Regions from separate parts of the Mus musculus genome. Here region 1 is linked to region 2. Evidence: chromatin loops called from intact Hi-C (ENCODE). Cell type or tissue: heart. All regions are shown on one strand. Each heading gives the region's core, and the rest is flanking DNA. Links, peaks and the distances in the headings are about the cores only. Region 1 has its middle 46 kb from the start of E330032C10Rik. Region 2 overlaps Lclat1 (lysocardiolipin acyltransferase 1).

What was found. Hi-C counts contacts between places; a loop is a spot of excess contacts. Peaks named below come from ENCODE experiments on the same cell type or tissue, not always from the same donor. Only the 100,000 strongest peaks of a DNase experiment are listed, where the experiment ranks them.
Region 1: a loop joins it to region 2, with 2.1 times the contacts of the local background. A loop is called at or near these places in 3 of 42 quality-filtered maps.

What each region holds. Positions count from the first base shown.
Region 1 is chr17:73,295,874-73,298,785 of GRCm38, forward strand. No RefSeq gene overlaps it. Among named protein-coding and RNA genes, the nearest start is that of E330032C10Rik, 46 kb to the left of the region's middle. In heart, for the core only: a CTCF peak has its summit at 1,244 (motif pointing left); no DNase peak of the experiment used is centred there; H3K4me3 peaks cover 311 bases; H3K27ac peaks cover 296 bases.
Region 2 is chr17:73,240,059-73,242,970 of GRCm38, forward strand. Lclat1 (lysocardiolipin acyltransferase 1) reads left to right here. Exons shown (of 6, transcript NM_001177967.1): 6 at 1-2,912. The coding sequence ends at 162. Among named protein-coding and RNA genes, the nearest start is that of E330032C10Rik, 9.5 kb to the right of the region's middle. In heart, for the core only: no CTCF peak of the experiment used is centred there; a DNase peak (open chromatin) is centred at 1,223.

The DNA.
Region 1 (2,912 bases), core at 149-2,648, 56 kb after region 2:
AGGCTCAGTGGCTGCCTCTCTAGTCCTGTCCCCTCACATCTCCCAAGGCATTGTGCTCCAAGCCCAGTGGTAGCTGCACTTTGATTATCTCTTCTATTCAAGGACCATATTGCAACTGCTGGTTTGGTCTAACAGGACCCCTGTATATTCAAATCAGTGATGGGCATAGAACATCCAGAAACTGCCTAGAAATTGCCCATGCCACTGTGTCTTTCAGCTTTTCAGGAGCTTGGTCCTTCAAGGTTCCACACTTCCCAAGGTGGAAAGGTAAGAGGTTGGTGGCAGTCCTCAAGGGATGCAAACAGTTGTGGATGCTTCAGGTTAGACACAGAGTTTTTAGTGGTGTGTTGCTGTGAAGAGACACCATGTCCAAAGCAACTCTTATCTAGGAAACACTGAATTGGGACTTGCTTACAGTTTCAGAGGGTTTGTCCATTTTCATTGTGGCAAGAAGCATGGTGGCCTGCAGGCAGACATGGTGCTAGAAAAGTACCCGAGACTTCTAAAGCCAGATCCCAAGGCCGCAAGAAGAGACACTGGTCCTGGCTTGAAACCTCAAAGTCTACGTTCAGTAGCACACTTCCTCCAATAAGGCACATGTTTGTACACGTGGCTGGCTCAGAGATTGCCCAGGAATATTTAGGATGAAGGGATTAGAGGTTGAGTTTCAAATGCTGTGGCTAAAGGGTTCAGTAAAAGAGGATGGTCAGCAGAGGGTTGGAGGGAATTTCCCACAATCCACTTTGGCTTTTGGCAAAGATTGCTTTGAGAATGGAAGAGATTCTCTTGGGGATTCAGGGGTTCAGCTTTCCTATGGTTCCTGCACCAAGCATCTCACAGGTGAGTGTCTTGAATGATGGGACATTTCCAGGAGCCTGGTCTCTAAGCTGTTCCATTCTGTCCTTCTGTCTTATTCTCCTCATTGGTGAAGGAGGATACTACATTCACAGAGAAGACCAGCATGGTGGGGGAAAAGTAGCCTGGCAGGCATCCTTGAAGACTGGACTTGCTTGGTTTCTGGTTCTCCCGGTCAGCAGCTCCTTCCATCAGTGACCCTTTTCATTCTTCATAAAGCCAAAGCACTTGAACTTCTGTTTGTGAGAAGTGCTTCCTATACCCCCAGCACAGTAAGAACCCAGCCAGCGGCCTTGTGGTTACTGTTGCTCTGGCTCCATCAGCATCTGCATCCTGGGAAGCAACAGCCTGACAAGAGATGCTCTGTTTCCGTGGCCCATGCTGCCATCTGGAGGTCATGGAGAAGGAAATATAAATAACCGAAGATGAAGAAAATTAAAGATATTGATCACACTCCTAGGTGTAGCATAATTATCTAGGCACAGACCTGAAACTTGCCATGATTCACCCCACCTAATGATTAGATTCAGAACCTCACTAGATAAAGCCACATCACCTCTGTCACTTGGTCTTTATGACCCAGCCAGATGGAGAGTTACCTCCTCCTCTCCTGAGATTAAGCACGACAAAATCCAGGATTGTTCAATGCCTTCCTAGGACCACACGGCCAATAAAAGACAGAGCTAGAGCTACGCTTCGAACCAAAGTTCACCGCTTAGCTGTAGTGAGAAGTTTGGGTTGTTTTAAATGACAGTTATGTTGTGGGGATATGTTTTTGTTTTAATCTCAGGTGTGGGATGTGGGGCTGCTTCAGTTTGTCCACAGCAGTTAATTAGGATTGTCTCATGCTGTGTGTGTGTGTGTGTGTGTTAGCTGCAGAGAGTTTAATTATGGGGATTCTGGAGTGGGTATAACGGGAGGGCACTAACAGGGCCTGAGGCAGCTTCTGCCCCCTTTGCCCCTTGATGGTCCGGCTGCTGCTGCCTCCCCCTCCCCTGATGGTCCCGCTGCCCCTTCCCCCTGCTGGTCCCGCTGCCACCCCCTGGTCCGGCTGTTGCTCCCTTTCTGGCTCCCCCCCACCCCCCGCCCCGCGCTGGTCCCGCTGCTGCTGTGCCCCACCCCCCGCAGGTCCCGCTGCTCCTCACCCCCCCCCCACGCTGGTCCCGTTGCTCCCCCCCCCCCGCACCCCCGCCCCCCCCGCCCCCCACCCCAGCTGCTGCTCATTCCTCCTGTTGCATTTGCTGGATTGCTGGCTTCCTGGATATTCTGCCGATGAAGATTGGATTTGTCTCTAGGAACCTGATGCCCCTAATCAGCAGGAGGTAGTCTAAAGAGCTCTATGTCCCCTTTCCTTTCTAACCTTCGTTCTCTCCGTCCTAGTGTTGGGGGTTGGAAGGGATTAGGGTGGAATAGGGGTTCCAGGCATAAGAAGCCAATAACATAGCTAAACCAAAAAGCCAACACTTGTCCCTCTATGTTATGGCTCCCCTGAAGAATCTCTGGATCCCTCTACAACAGTGATTCCCAACCAGTGGGTCACTACCCCTGTGAGTGACCCTTTCACAGGGTTGGTCACCTAAGACCAGGGAAAACATGATATTTACATCATGCTTCATAGTAGCAAAATTACAATTGTGAATTGGCATCAAAAATAATGTTATGACTGGTGGTCACCACGACCTAACTGTATTAAAGGGTCTCAGCTCTAGGAAGGCTGAGAACCTCTGCTCTACAGGATCTGGGCTAAGGGCATCTCCCAGGAAAGACAGGTGAGGCCAGAGAGGAAGACATGAGCAAAACTAAGATTTGTTGTCCAGGAAGCATCCACGCCTGCCCTGGCTTCATGTTGACCTCTTTGCAGAGACTGGAGATGGATCAGCGGTGAACAGACACTGAGGGCAAGACCATAGCCCTGCAGTCCTCCATGCAATCCAAATGTGGTCCAAAAGACTCACATTCATAGCTCCCACAACAGTGCAGGTTCGAGAGGCAAGGGAGGGAAGAGCACACCAGCTCCAGGGTGGGCAGGAGATGATGGAGGTGTCTATGCTTGCAGC
Region 2 (2,912 bases), core at 264-2,763:
CTGCTCATATATCTGTACAGCCCTGTTCGGTGGTATTTTATAATCAGCATTGTGTTCTTCGTGCTGCAGGAGAGAATATTTGGTGGACTGGAAATCATTGAACTTGCATGTTACCGTTTTTTACACAAGCACCCACATTTAAATTCAAAGAAAAATGAGTAAGATGGCGGCGTTCATGTGAAAACCTAGGGTTGTCACGGGAATGTCAGTCTTTGTAAACTGAGACGAGTTTTGCATGACTATGTCAAATGTTTCTTACTATCATCATTTTTTGTTAAAGGTATTTTGCACTTAATTTTATGGGGGAAATATTGCTATGGTTTCTTTAAAATCTCTGAATGTAATTCCAATGCTGAGTATGTAGCAGGGGTCAATCGCTGTGAATTACTAGGGTCAGAGTATTACAAACAATCACTAAGCTGTCAAGACAAAATGCAAGCTTTTCTGAAAGGACCAACCTGTTTCTGACAGACTTTTGGCTCAGAGGTAGCCTTGGCACCATGAACACCAGCCCCAGTGTATCTAAGCAGGTAGTAGTCTGCCTCCCCCGCAGGACACAGTCCATTCTTTAATTCTTTTACACCAATCAAACGCAAAGGTGGACTTGCCTTGTCCTAAGCTGAGCCCCATTGGCAGGGAGCCCTCCATCACTGATAGTCTCTTGTGCTGAGTGAGGCAGGAAAAGACCCCCTTTCCTCGCCTGGAAATCACATCTGCACTCAGCTCAGGGAGCACCGTCAGGCTCTCCATTTGGCTTTTAAAAGACAGAAACTGGTGCAGCTTGCTTTTCACTCACACTCAGTCCTGCCTTCCTGATGGTCACCAGGGAGCGTCATCTGTAGCGTGGACTGGTTCATGTAAAGATGCATTAGAAAAACATCTGTAGTTCAGACAGAAACTGGAAGGCAGGTGTCTGTCCTATGCATGCAGGGTGTCTGCCTTCTGCCATTAGAGCTACAACAAACATGCCTGCAGACAGGATGGTGTAGCTAAAGCCCCCAAACCTTGATAACTTTACTCTTAAAACAAAAACTGCTAACTCAGAATGAGCTCTTTCAGTGATAGCAAGGACACACTCTCTCTTTTTAGTCATCTCTCAACAGTGACATTTAAACACACACTGACCTACTGTCTGCCAAATATTCCTATCATTTGGAAGCAGTGACAACATAGCAAACCAATAGCGAGCACGCAGTGTCCTGGGTAAGAGAATCCTTGTGGCCACTGTTTCCACTCCACTGAGCTGCATGCTCCCATCTGTGTCATGTGATTGGGGCAGGGACAGAGGCACATAGAAGCTTCCCCACCCCACCCCACCCCAGTATCCAACAGTCTCAGCAGCTCTTAACTGCCCTGTGTGCTCAGACAGAAATCTGCCTTTCCTAAGATGGCAGTGCGCATCTGTACCTGGTAAGGACTTCCTCATCTTGCCAAGCACACTGAGAAAGCCCCGTTGGGGACAGGACACCATCAGCATAGCGTGGTTAAGTCTGGCTTTTTGATGTTTGTGCATTTGTTAGTGGGAGAGTGCTAACTGGTGCCTCTGGAGAAACAAGCCAGCCCATGTTTAACTGCTCCATCAAAACTCACTTTAATCCTGCTGGGAACTTACTAATTAGTAGCTGTGCACACCTGCCCTCAACACAGCTGTTTGACTCCCTAGTTTTTAAGGTTACACACACACAACCCTCCCCCCACCCTTTTTTCTTTCCCTTAATGAGAAAGGCTTCCAATTTTAAGTTTCTCTGATGGATCACATTTAAATGTGGAAATAGCTAGCAATTTGTTGCCCAGGAAAAAGAGAAATGCTGTCATCTTTGCCCACAGTAGTTGGGCTCGGTTAACAGTGCTGTCCATCTCATTGGGCACCCACAGGCTCTCTGTCTCTTGTTCTTCCCTTCGCCCTCTTCTGATCATAGAAAACATTAAGGTAGAGAATACCTTAATTTTACTTTACCTACCCCAAATTCCTAATACAGCACTAAAACTAGAGAATGTGGACACTCTACTTGCTTTAAGAGGAATTTCTCCGGAGGGGGAAAATAAAAATAAACGTGTTTTTAAATTATAATTATTTGTTCTTACCTACACGTTTAACTGTATTAAAACTGTTTATTTAATTTAAAAAAATGCATATACACCTAATGCTTTTGAGCTTGGAACTGCTTTAAGTCAATACTTGAGCATCAGGCCTAAGCAGATGTGGCCTTGATGGTTGTCAGCCTAAGGAATGCCCCTGCCACACCTTCAGCCAGGGCTCAGCAGCTCAGCCAGGGCTCAGCAGCTCAGCCGTGCTCCAGCAGACTCTTTCCCTGCTCCCTGTGCAGGTGAGCTGAAGTGCTCGCAGCACTAGTTGGCTAGTTGATCCCATTGGAAGAGATTTTACATATAGTAGTTGTGGGTTATTTATAATGTGAACCATTTCACCCTAAAATATGAACCGATATAGAGGCTGGGTGATGAGTTCCCACATTGTGTGTCTTTGATGAAACAAACCCAGGGAATCCTAAACTTTAGTCAAGCAACATGGCGGGAGAGACTGAAAATGAAGTAGAAACATATCTATCTGCGAGAGCTTCTCACTTAAGACTCTCCCTAAAATCCTGCCTCTGCACGCCCACAGAACAAACCCGAGAAGGAAGCAGCGCCTTCCACTCGTGTTCTAATGGTGACCACGCCACACGCAGACCCTATGTTGGTATAAGTCTGAATTCTGCAGATTGGTTCCATTTCACCGGCTCTCAAGCCCAACAAAGAAGCTCTGGAACAGTCACAATAAGGACTAGCAGAGGGATCCTGTCGGTGTTAAACTGTTTACATTTCTTTATATACAATAATGTGCTTTCAGTGCCTTAGTTGTGGGTCCCTTTCTTTTTCCTGTTCTAAGAATTGTATACCGTGTTCTTAGATAA